Regions from separate parts of the Homo sapiens genome. Here region 1 is linked to region 2. Evidence: chromatin loops called from intact Hi-C (ENCODE). Cell type or tissue: HCT116. All regions are shown on one strand. Each heading gives the region's core, and the rest is flanking DNA. Links, peaks and the distances in the headings are about the cores only.

Region 1 (2,500 bases), core at 1-2,500, 700 kb before region 2:
ACATATTGATAACATTTTGAAAATACATGCACAGAATAAATAAAACTTTTGATACCAGTTTAGGGGTCCAGGCTGCCTACCTGTTGTGTAGAGTTTTATTGGAACGCAGCCACATCAATTTGTTTGCACATTGTGGCCACTTTTATGCTACAGTGGCAAAGATGAGTCGTCAGGAAAGTGACCCATGACCTACAAAACCTCTAGTATGTTCATCCATCCAACAAATATTGAGTACCCCCTGTGTGCCAGGCACTGATCAGTACTAGGAATATGTCAGTGAACAAAACAAGCACAAATCTCTGCCTTTGTGGAGCTTGCATTCTAGTTGAATCTCAAATTCTGAGGCTTCTAGGGACCAGGCAGGTCACATAAAAGAGTGAAAAGCACGCTGATGATGAGAGACAGTAGGGGGTGGTTGAGACTGGCAAACTGGTTAGTGTATATGCCATTTCAAGGGGCAGCTACTAATTTGCTCTAGCTGTGTTATCCTATAGAGATATCGCCACATTTTTGACATATTTTATGTGAAGAAGGAGAAAATATGGCATGTGAGTTCTCCCAAGTTGTAGAGTTTGTTTTAGTTTTTGTGTTTGAGACAGGGTCTTGCTCTCTCACCCAGGCTGGAGGGCAGTGGGTGATCATGGCTCACCGCAGCCTTGAACTCCTGGGCTCAAGCAATCCTCCCACCTCAGCCTCCCAAGTAGCTGAAACTACAGGCGTGCACTGCCATGCCTGGCTAATTTTTAAATTTTTTGTACATACCCTGTCTCACAGTGTTGCCCAGGCTGCTCTTGAACTCCTGGGCTCAAGCAGTCTTCCTGCCTCGGCTTCCCAAAGTGCTAGGATTACAGGTGTGAGCCACTATGCCCAGCCTCTTCCAGTTTTTACGTGTTGGTAACCAATTCAAAAAATGTTAAAACACTTTGTGGGCTGTTGTGTGTTGTGGAGTGGCCATGCACAACTGGTCACAGGCTGGATTCAGCCCGTGGGCTGCCTGTTTTCACCTCTGGCCTAGCATGGAGTGTGGACCATCGTCTGAGTGGATGGAGATACTTGAGACTCCTTTAGATTCCAAAGGGTAAAACGATCACTTTTCTGCCTTTCAAAGAAAGTAAAAGTCTACTGGAAAAACTAAAAACAAAACAAAAAAAATGTGGCTTAAAATCTGTCCCACCAGGTGGCAGCATACCATCACAAGTTAAAGCCTGTCTGGGCGATGATAGCTCTGGGTCCCTAATTAACAAACATTTATTTACTGTTTGCTCCTGAAGAGTGTGATACTAACACCATCTGTCCTTTTCCTCCCAGGAAAGCTCGTGTACGAGCGCATCTTTTCCATGTGTGTGGATAGCCGCAGCGTCTTACCAGGTAATGTCGCAGCTGTTCCTGGGGTGTCATTCTGCCCTGGAGTCAGGACTAGAAGGCTTTTATTGAGTCAGGATTCATTGAAGCTTGATAAAGGTTTTAATTTTGGGTGTGTTAAAGTAAAAGAAACACCTTTGAAGATTTCTGATCACCTCAGTCTTCTAAAAACATTAGAAGGTTTCTAAATGGCCCGTGTAGGAACTCAGGCAAGTCATTTGAATCTGCAAAGGCCTCACAGTTAGATTCAGCCAAACTTTCACACGAACATATTTTCCTCTGCTGCTTGACTTTAATATTTTTCCTATGTATCGTTCCCTCCTAAGAAGCAACTTGCTTGGAAAAAAAAATCAAAAACGACTTTATGCATATTAAAGAATGATGTCAAATAGATCAATAGTAATTGATGCTTTGAATTCACAATCTATACCCAAATGATTTTGCATTAAATTGACTGTCAATCAAGTTTAAATTCCCAGGAGGTTATAATGGGACAAGTGGATGATGAATTTCTTTTGTCGTATAAATGGTAAGAATGATGTGTCTGGCAATGCAGGACTCTCAGCTGCAGCATCCTTTGCCTTTATTCCTCTTTTTAACTTCCGAGCACTGCTATGAGGAAACGTTCTCATCCGTCCAAGCTAGAGCAACCAGCTTGCTCCATTGCCGCTCCACTTCCCTCCGCTCCTGCAGTGGGGCTTCCCAGGAGGTGAATAGAAAGTGTTTGTGACAGTAACCTATAACCTGACCTATATTCTTCCTTCTTTCCTCTTTCCTTTATTCCTCCCTCTCTCTCCTCCTCTCTCTTCCTCTCCCTCCTCCTCTCCCACCCTCTCCTTTTCTCTCTCCTTCTGCTTCCTATCTGTCCATCAATCGATCAATTTATCTTTATTTAATTTTTTTGAGATGGACTCTTGCTCTGTCACCCAGGCTGCAGGGCAGTGGCACAATCTTGGCTCGCTGCAGCCTTCGCCTCCCGGATTCAAGCGATTCTCCTGCTTCACCCTCCTCAGTAGCTGGGACTACTGGTGCCTGCCACCACACCTGGCTAATTTTTGTATTTTTAGTAGAGACAGGGTTTGTACCATGTTGGCCAGGCTGGTCTCAAACTCCTGACCTCAAGTGATTCATCCGCCTC
Region 2 (9,815 bases), core at 4,475-6,974:
ATGGGGCCTGAGACTATGCATTTCCAAGAAACTCCTAGGTGAAGTCAGTGCTGCTAATCTGCAGACCACACTCAGTAGAAGTGAATAAAAATGCAAGTATAATGCACCTATTCTGTCTGTGGGAGCCCGTGCATTCTTTTTTTTTTTTTTTTTTTTTGAGACAAAGTCTCGCTCTGTCACCCAGGCTGGAGTGTGGTGGTGCCATCTCGGCTCACTGCAAGCTCCGCCTCCTGGGTTCATGCCATTCTCCTGCCTCAGCCTCCCGAGTAGCTGGGACTACAGGCACCTGCCACCACGCCCGGCTAATTTTTTTTGTATTTTTAGTAGAGACGGGGTTTCACCATGTTAGCCAGGATGGTCTCTATCTCCTGACCTCTTGATCCTCCTGCCTCAGCCTCCCAAAATGCTGGGATTGCAGTTGTGAGCCACTGCGCCCGGCCGTCTGTGCATTCTTGAACCTGGAGAGAGCTCCCTTCTTTCTGACCCAGGAGTGACTTCTGCACCTTCTGCATTTCGGAGAAGCCTCACCAGGCTGCAGAAATAACCTGCTTTATTTGTGCTTCCCTTAGCGGATACTACAGTATTATCTCAGTAGTGGTTTGCAAATTTTAGCTTGCATGGGAATCATCTGGAAAGCTTCTGAAAAATGGAGATTGCTGGACCCCATCCCAGAGTTTCTGATTCAGTAGGTCTGCATGAGGCTTGCAAATTTGCATGTCTACCGAGTTCCCAGGTAATGCTGATGCTGCTGTTCTGGGGACCACAATTTAAGAACACTTGTATCGGCTGGGCACGGTGGCTCACGCCTGTAATCCCAGCACTTTGGGAGGCCAAGGCACGTGGATCATGAGGTCAGGAGATCGAGACCATCCTGGCTAACACAGTGAAATCCTGTCTCTACTAAAAATACAAAAAATTAGCCGGTCATGGTGGTGGGCGCCTGTAGTCCCAGCTACTCGGGAGGCTGAGGCAGGAGAATGGCGTGAACCCGGGAGGCGGAGCTTGCAGTGAGCGGAGATTGCGCCACTGCACTCCAGCATGGGCGATAGAGTGAGACTCCATCTCAAAAAAAAAAAAGAACACTTGCATTACAGGAATGTCTCCAGGACAGCATTTCCTTAACCATGTCCATTTGGTTAGACACACTAGCTTTCTTGCCGTCCCAATGAAAGGTATGGAGTCCCTAGCTTCAAGTCCTGGCTGTGCCACTAATTCCATTAGTGAACATAACAGCTATGGATTGAGTTGGCTGCATATAAGCGGAAAACCCAAATAACAATGACTTATTCAAGAGATTTATTTTTGTTTCACGTGAGATAAAATGCAGAGGTAGGTGATCCAGGGTAATTGTGGTAGGTCCAAGATGTCAGCAATATTCCAGATTTTTAACTTTCTGGTCTACTGCCTTTAATTTGTGGCTTTCATCATCAAGACTGCCTCATAGGCATAGAATGGACAACTCTGACCTTTGTGCTTGAATTCTAGAAAAAGAAAGGGGGAAAAAGCAAAGGTTTAGACCAAGCTTGTCTAACCCATGGGCTGCATGCAGCCTGACAGCTTTGAATGTGGCCCATCACAAATTCATAAACTTTCTTAAAACATTATGAGATTTTTTTAGGATTGTTTTCTCTTAGCTCATTAGTTATTGTTAGTGTTAATGTATTTTACGTGTGGCCCAAGACAATTCTTCTTCCACTGTGGCCCAGGGAAGCCAAAAGATTGGACACTCTGGTTTAGACCTTCTTTTAAGGGGATTTTTCTGGAAGCCACACTTATATCTCCACTCTTACTTACATGTCATTAGCCAGAACTTAGTCCATGACCACCTTTCTCTCACAGGGAGGCTGGGAAATGTAGTTTTTCTAATTGAGCATATGACCACCACCAACAAAATTTGGGTTCTGATTATAAGTATCTATTCTTTACTACTAGTTAGAATGAAGAAGAGAATGGCTGTTGCTAATTCTAACTACTAGTAACAAGTAGTTCCTACCACAATGACCCTGGGCAAGTGTCTTCCACTTTTGGGCTCTATCTCTCCCAATGTAAAATAAAGTTGGTCTTAATGATCAAAGAGATCCTATCCAACTATAAGGCAGTTCGATTCCATGGTTCTGTCCCTAAATATGTTTATCAGTGATGCTCAGTGGAAAGGAAAACAACCTGGGTATTGTCCTCATGCAGTACCCCTAGTGTGCTCAGCCTGATGAGATGTCAGAACATATCCTGTACTTGTCTGTCTATTCATCCATCTACCTGTTAAAAATACATTTTTTTTGAGATGGAGTTTCACTTTTGTTGCCCAAGCTGGAGGGCAATGGCATGATCTCGGCTCACTGCAACTTCTGCCTCCTGGGTTCAAGCGATTCTCTTGTCTCAGCTTGTGGGTAGCTGGGATTACAGGCGCCCACTACCACGCCTGGCTATTTTTTTTTTGTATTTTTAGTAGAGACAGGGTTTCACCATGTTGGCCAGGCTGGTCTCAAACTCCTGACTTCAGGTGATCCACCTGCCTCCACCTCCCAAAGTGCTGGGAATATAGGCATGAGCCACCGCACCAGGCCCCTGTTAAAAATATTTCTGAGTACTACTACCTGATAAGTACTAAGGATACAGCTGTGAGTTTAAGCAGACATTGTCCCTGCTCTCCCTGTCCTCTTAGCAGTTTAGTAGGTAAGACAGATATAAACAAATAATGATGCAAATGTTCAACAAAGTGCTATAATGAATGTTGATGTACTACACAAGCGTTATAAAGAAAATGTATGTTGGGGGGTGTAATTTAGGTGGGGTGGAAAAGAAGATTTTCCCAAGAATTTATTTTGAAGCTGACACCTGAAGGAGGGGTCAGACATGCAAAGAGTCAGAGAAAGTGCACTCTAGGCAGAGAGAACAGCAAGTTCAGACACAGGCCCTGAGGCAGGAAAGAGCTGGGCTCATTCTAGGAAATGAAGGATGGCCAGGGTGTCCAGACATCATCAGTGAGGGGGAGGCTGATATGTAATGAGGCTGGAGTAGTCAGTGGATACCACAGCTTGCAGGGCCATGTAAGCTCTGGGAGGGAAATTTGATTTTATTCTAAGGGTAGTGGGAAGGCATTGGCGTGTTTCAGGCAGAGGTGGGGGCAAGGGTGACATGATGAGATGTGCATCTTCACAAAGATTTCTCTAGATGCTGAATAGGACCTGAACAGGTTTGGATGGGGGTGGTAGTGAGCAGTGGTCACATTGAGAGTTGTATGGGTTTCACCCATCCATTCACTCATCCATCAACCTATTCATCCACCCATCCATCTTTTCATCCATTTATCTTTTCACCCATCCACCCATCCATCCATCCACCCACTCATCCATCCATTGAACCATCCACCTATCCATCCATCCATCCATCCATCTGTCCGTCCATCTGTCCATCCATCCGTCCATCCATCCATCCATCCATCCATCCATCCATCCATCCATCCGTCTGTCCGTCCATCTGTCCATCTGTCCATCCATCCATCCATCCATCTATTCATCCGTCAATCTACCCATTCATTCATTCAACCATTCACCTATCCATCTATCCATCTACCCATTCATCCTTTCATCCATCCATCCAACCATCATCCACCTACCCATTCAACAAACATTCATAAAGCATCTTTAACTGCCAGCTTCTCCACTACATGTGTTGGGTGAATAAGATGGTTCATTTTCTCAAGGAGTTTACCAGTTAGAAAGGTAGAGAGACACACATAAACAAACCATCATGGTTGAGTGCAGGTCCTAACAGCAGTAAGCTCTAAGAAGGGTGGGAAGAGATTCTTAGCAGTGGTGAACTGTTTGCCTAGTGCCAATGGCAGGTGAAAAGCCACCATGTGATTCACCGCTCTGGCTGCCAAGAGTGAGGACTTTTCTGGGTCACAGGGAAATAAACACATTTTAGGGCAACAGCAAGACAAGGGGAAGTAACAGCCTTGGAATTTAGCTTGGGGTTAAACAAAAAAATCTTGGGAGATGCTAGGATGTAGACACATCCAGAATGGATGGAATTATCCCATGAATCTATTCTATGGTGTCCTCAGCATGAGTTTGAAGATTCCTTGTTGGCATCTCATTGATTTATTGGCTGGATTCTGGCAGCTGTTGGTGAGAGCAAGATTGACTGCTCCAGGCATGAAACAAACCATAGAGGAACAAGTTCAAACTCTTTTCAGCTGTATGCAAACAACTTAACCTCTCTGAGCCTTAGCTGCTTCAACTCTAAAATGGTAAATAGCATTGAGCTTGAGAAACCCTGGAATAAGATGGCTGAAGCCTAAGTTCAGTAACTGGTTCATTGTTAGTGGACCTGAGAAACTGACAGGATAGATGCAGCTAGGGTTGAAAAGGCACATAATATAATGGTTAACGGTGTGGACAGTGGAACCTTGCCTCCTAGATTCAAATCTTCCAATTTTCTCTTCTTTCTGTTCCACTTGCATCTGTAAACCATGTGCCCAGTCATGGCCCCACAGCTGGGCAACGCCATTATGTACTCCTTTGACCACGGCTCCAAGACCTTCAGAGCATCTTGTGAGGCTCTTCTCTCCAGCAGATGAAGGGTTATTATCCTCCCTTAGATTTGGTAACTGAGGCCCAAAGGAATCAAGAACTTTGGCCAAGCACGAGTCCCCATTTTACAAAGGGAGAAACAGCCTCAGAGAGTTTCAGTAATGAATGCAAGTCCACAATGCTAGTAAGTGAATGAGCTGGGATTTGAACCCAGACCTATCTAGCTCCAGAATCCTTCTTTCATGGAGTTCAAGTCTACCAGAAGGAGGGGAGGAATTGAAACAGATGATAGATAAGTAGATGAGTAAGTAAGTCTAACGATTATAAAAATAATTATAAGATCTGCGAAGAAAGTAAACTGGCTGGTGTGATAGAGAGGAAATGGGAGAAGAGCAATCTTTTTCAATCGGGAGATCAGGGAAAGACTCCCAGAAGGGAGGTAATAAACCCTAAAACCATTCTTGGTAATGCATGTAGTGCATGCAGTATGATATTTGGCACCTAGAAAGTTCCAATAATTGGTAGTCATTATTAAGGAAAGTGAAATGCTTTCTCAAAGATAATTGTAAAATCAAAGGGATAGTGTGTGTTTTGTCCTACTTCCAACATCTAGAGCCTTTCTCTCATGGAATAGGAGGGAGGAGAAAACTGAGGGCAGTGATAGGCTTGGCAAACAGGGGCCTTGGCCGGCTCAAAGCTTCAGCACCTGGGGCCAGCTGCCTCATTCAGTGCTTGGCAACGCCCCCGCAGAGTGGAGAATGCCAAGAGGGTAAGTGTCATCTCCGCTCTCCACGCAGTAGCTGTGTGACCTTGGGCAAGTCACATCTCCTGTCTGGGCATCTGTTTGTTCATCTGTAAAATGAAGGTTTCGGTCTAGATGGGTTTTTCAGATCCCTTCCAGCTCTAATTCTGTGTCATCTGAACTCTGACCAACGCCTCCCTCCTTCCGCGGACGTGTTCCCACAGTGCCCTCTATTGGCTGTTTAGTAGAGAGCAGGTACCACACATGCAGCTCCGGGGACCGGGAGAAATGGGAACTGCCAGCTGCCCTTCTTCTGTGAGGGATTTAGAACCCTTGGGGCACATCAGGATCCGCACACAGGATAAGAGTTAGGCAGTCTGACTTCCTAGAGTCACAGAATTTTGGAAAGGGAGACTTAAAGACTATTTATTGCAACAACAGCAGTATTAGCTAACATTTGTTTAGGGCTAACCATTTACTGAACATGGGCTTGATACTGTGCATAAAGTCATGAGTATAACAGGCACAGGGCCGTCCTGAGGGTAGTAACGTGTACACGGAGACCCAAAGAGTGAGGACTTGCCCATGTGAAGATCAGCTGGAAAGACTGTAACAGCCAAGAGAATAGCATGTGCAAAGGTCCTGGAGGAGAAAAAGACAAGGGTGTGTTTGGAACCAAAGGAAGTAGAGTCAATTGTTACTAGATACTGGAGGCTAAAGAATCTTGGAATGTGAAAACCATGATGACTGGTGGAGTTACAATCACTTTGTAAAACTGCTTAGCAGTATTTACCAAAGCTGAATATATACACTTCAGGAAGATGAGCTTATGCGCTCACCAAAAAGGCATAAATAAGAAAGCAGCATGCTTACCAGTAGCTGAAAGCTGGAAATAGCCCACATGTCCATCAACAGTAGAATGGATCAATAAATTAGGCTTTATTCTTCCAATAGAATCATGTCAGCAATCAGAATGAGATCCAAGTATAATTAAACTCAACAATATGGATCAGGTTCACAAAGAGAATGTTGCACATGTTAGTAAGAAACTGAGTTCAAATGATATATATTCCTTTTATATAAAGTTCAAAACCACCGTATGGTGCTAGAAGTCAGGATAGCGGTTGCCTTTGGGAGATGTAGGAACTGGAGGGGCAAGAGGGGGCTTCTGGGAGCAGCCACTGTTGTATTTCATGAACGGGGTGATGGTTACACAGGAGCGTTCATTTTGTTAAAATTCATCAAGCTGTACTTGTGATGTATGTGCATGATCTGTATATTATATGCCAATAAAATATAGTAAAAGCATTATGTGGTTACCAGGTCACATCCACTTGTTCATCACAGTCTCATTTACTGTCACCACCAGTAGGAGCAACACAGACAGGAATATTTTGAGACCAAGATTCTAAGTGCTACTTTTCCGCCTGAGGAGCTCCAAGTAGAGGGTAACTCTTGACAAGATAGGCCAGTTCCTCGGAGTCCTTGAAGAGTGGAGAATGACTGGACAAGGAGCTGGCTCACTGGGCTCTTTAGAAAGAGCCAGAAAGAATCAAGGAAGGGAAAGTTTTCACTCCCAAGGCATCTCAGAGTCTGAATCAGCTTCCTGCTTAGCATTTCAGTACCAGAGAGGCACTCTCCCAGGTTCTGAATTTGCTGGAGGGTTCTGAGGCCAAGTTTAGCAGTGGGGATTTGTCTTGAGACTGCCTCAGGCTGGGTAAAAGAGGGCGGTTTTAGGGCCAGAAGGTTTGACATCCATACCTTGTCAACAGCGAAGTCACAGGTCGTCAAGTATAACAGAGGAGGTATCATTATCTTAATTTACAGATGACCTGAGGGAAGTTAAGTGCAGTTCTTGAACTGCTCACATCAGCAGAAGTCAGGCTGAAATATGAATTTCTTGATTCCTGGTTCAGTGCACTCTGAGTGTCAGTTTCCTCGTGGACACAAAGAGGGAGTTGAATTAGATCATCTGTAAAGCTCCTCTGTGTGTCCCAGGTCCAGTGACTCTTCTGAGTTCTTGCTGAAGATAAAAGGACCTTAACAATTTCTCAGGAAGAATGGATGCAGTATCATTTACCCTTGCCTGCGTTAACTAGCAGCTGTCAGCACATGCATACACAAAGATGTGCACATATGGGCACATATGTACACACAGGCACATGTGCACACTCATGCACACATGCATACACACATACACACTATGCACGTTTGTATGCTGTCATGCACAGGCACACATATGTACACAAACATCTTGCCACAGTTCTGAGGTAGTTTTTTTTATTGTTGTTTTTCTTTTTTCTTTCTTTTTTTTTTTTCTGAGGCAGAGTCTTACTCTGTCGCCCAGGGTGGAATGCAGTGGCGCGATCTCAGCTCACTGCAACCTCCACCTCCTGGGTTCAAGCAATTCTCCTGCCTCAGCCTCTCTATACTAGCCGAGATTACAGGTGCCTGCCACCTTGCCTGGCTAATTTTTGTATTTTAGTACAGACGGGGTTTTACCATATTGGCCAGGCTGGTCTCGAGCTCCTGACCTCAAGCTGTCCACCCTCCTTGGCCTCCCAAAGTGCTGGGATTACAGATGTGAGCCACCGCACCCAGCCTGAGGTAGATTTTATATTTGTCATTGCCCAGCATCAAGCGTCAGGCAGGGAGGCAGAAAGAGCACCTGTATTACATTTAAGCGAATCCAAGTTTGAATCTTGCATTCTGTCACTTCCTAACTGTGCAACCTAGAGCAAGTTCCCTAATGTTTGTCTCTTCCTTCCTTATCTGTGATTTGAAGTGCTGACTCATCTGTAGGCACTAAATAAATGGCAGGCAGGTGTTATCTGTATGGTGTCAAGGAGTTCCTTAAACCTCTCTGAGCATGTTTCTTCCTCTGTAAAATGGAATAACAGCCCCAATATCAAAGGGAGAGGCTGAAGCAAAGTATATGACGTAAAGAGTTTATTTGAGCCAGGATAAGGAAGATTCAGACATCAGTCACCTTGGATATGAGCTCCACTTGGCCTTTATTACAGGCAGATTTTTAAAGGCAAAAAAGGAGGGGGACAAGGATTGGACTGATACAAAGTTCTGCCGCGGATTCTCATTGATTTACAGAAATAACATTGATTAGTGATTGGCTACCCATTGTTAAGCCTTAGAGTGTGGGATGTTGTGTCCAGTGAGGTGTTATTAGGTTAATTCATAGCTACTTGTGGCAATAGCAGGCAGTTTTGACAGATGAATACATAGCTCTAAAGAGGGAGAATAAGATGTGATTGCCGTTTGAATGCTTCTCTGGGCCTAATAATTTGAAAGAGCCCACATTCCTCGATAAAAGTTCTTTTCTTTCCTTGGGATTAAGTTAGATGATAAATTTACAATGTTTAGCATGCCGATTTATATGTATTAAGTATTCATAAAGTGTTATTCCATGTGCTGAGCGAGGGGAACACCCTCCCACGTGCTCCCATGAGCCCTATTTCTGGCAGATGTAAAGATTTTTTTTAAATGGCTTTTTTTGGCCACATCTAGGAAGTAAGAGGGAAAATAAAGAGAAGTGAGAAACAGCTTAGTCCATGAAAATGGTAATAATGGTAGTAATGATGGTGATGAGAATGCTGCAGTTTTCTTCTGTATGATTTTTTTTTTTTTGAGACAGAGTCTCACTCTTGTCACCCGGGCTGGAGTGCAATGGCACTATCTCAGCTCACTGCAACCTTCACCTCCCGGGTTCAAGTGATTCTCCTGCCTTAGCCTCCGGAGTAGCTGGGATTACAGCCACGCACCACCACTCCTGGTTAATTTTTATATTTATAGTAGAGATGGGGATTCACCATGTTGGCCAGGCTGGTCTCGAACTCCTGACCAGGTGTCAGGTGATCCACCTGCCTCAGACTCCCGAAGCATTGGGATTACAGGCATGAGCCAGTACGATGTGTTTTTTTGTTTGTTTGTTTGTTTTTTTATACTTTAAGTTCTAGGGTACATGTGCACAATGTGCAGGTTTGTTACATATGTATACATGCGCCATGTTGGTGTGCTGTACCCATTAACTCGTCATTTACATTAGGTGTATCTCCTAATGCTATCCCTCCCCCCTCCCCCCACCCCATGACAGGCCCCAGTGTGTGATGTTTCCCTTCCTGTGTCCAAATGTTCTCATTGTTCAATTCCCATCTATGAGTGAGAACATGCGGTGTTTGGTTTTTTGTCCTTGCGATAGTTTGCTGAGAATGATGGTTTCCAGCTTCATCCATGTCCCTACAAAGGACCTGAACTCATCTTTTTTATGGCTGCATAGTATTCCATGGTGTATATGTGCCACATTTTCTTAATCCAGTCTATCATTGATGGACATTTGGGTTAGTTCCAAGTCTTTGCTATTGTGAATAGTGCCACAATAAACATACGTGTGCATGTGTCTTTATAGCAGCATGATTTATAATCCTTTGGGTATATACCCAGTAATGGGATGGCTGGGTCAAATGGTATTTCTAGTTCTAGATCCTTGAGGAATCACCACACTGTCTTCCACAATGGTTGAACTA

Evidence for each region. Hi-C counts contacts between places; a loop is a spot of excess contacts. Peaks named below come from ENCODE experiments on the same cell type or tissue, not always from the same donor. Only the 100,000 strongest peaks of a DNase experiment are listed, where the experiment ranks them.
Region 1: a loop joins it to region 2, with 2.5 times the contacts of the local background. A loop is called at or near these places in 2 of 110 quality-filtered maps.

What each region holds. Positions count from the first base shown.
Region 1 is chr16:19,600,356-19,602,855 of GRCh38, forward strand. It overlaps VPS35L (VPS35 endosomal protein sorting factor like), which reads left to right. Exons shown (of 31, transcript NM_020314.7): 9 at 1,309-1,368. Among named protein-coding and RNA genes, the nearest start is that of VPS35L, 46 kb to the left of the region's middle. In HCT116, for the core only: a CTCF peak has its summit at 1,182 (motif pointing right); a DNase peak (open chromatin) is centred at 1,206.
Region 2 is chr16:20,295,144-20,304,958 of GRCh38, forward strand. No RefSeq gene overlaps it. Among named protein-coding and RNA genes, the nearest start is that of GP2, 27 kb to the right of the region's middle. In HCT116, for the core only: a CTCF peak has its summit at 5,503 (motif pointing left); a DNase peak (open chromatin) is centred at 5,508; H3K27me3 peaks cover 1,827 bases.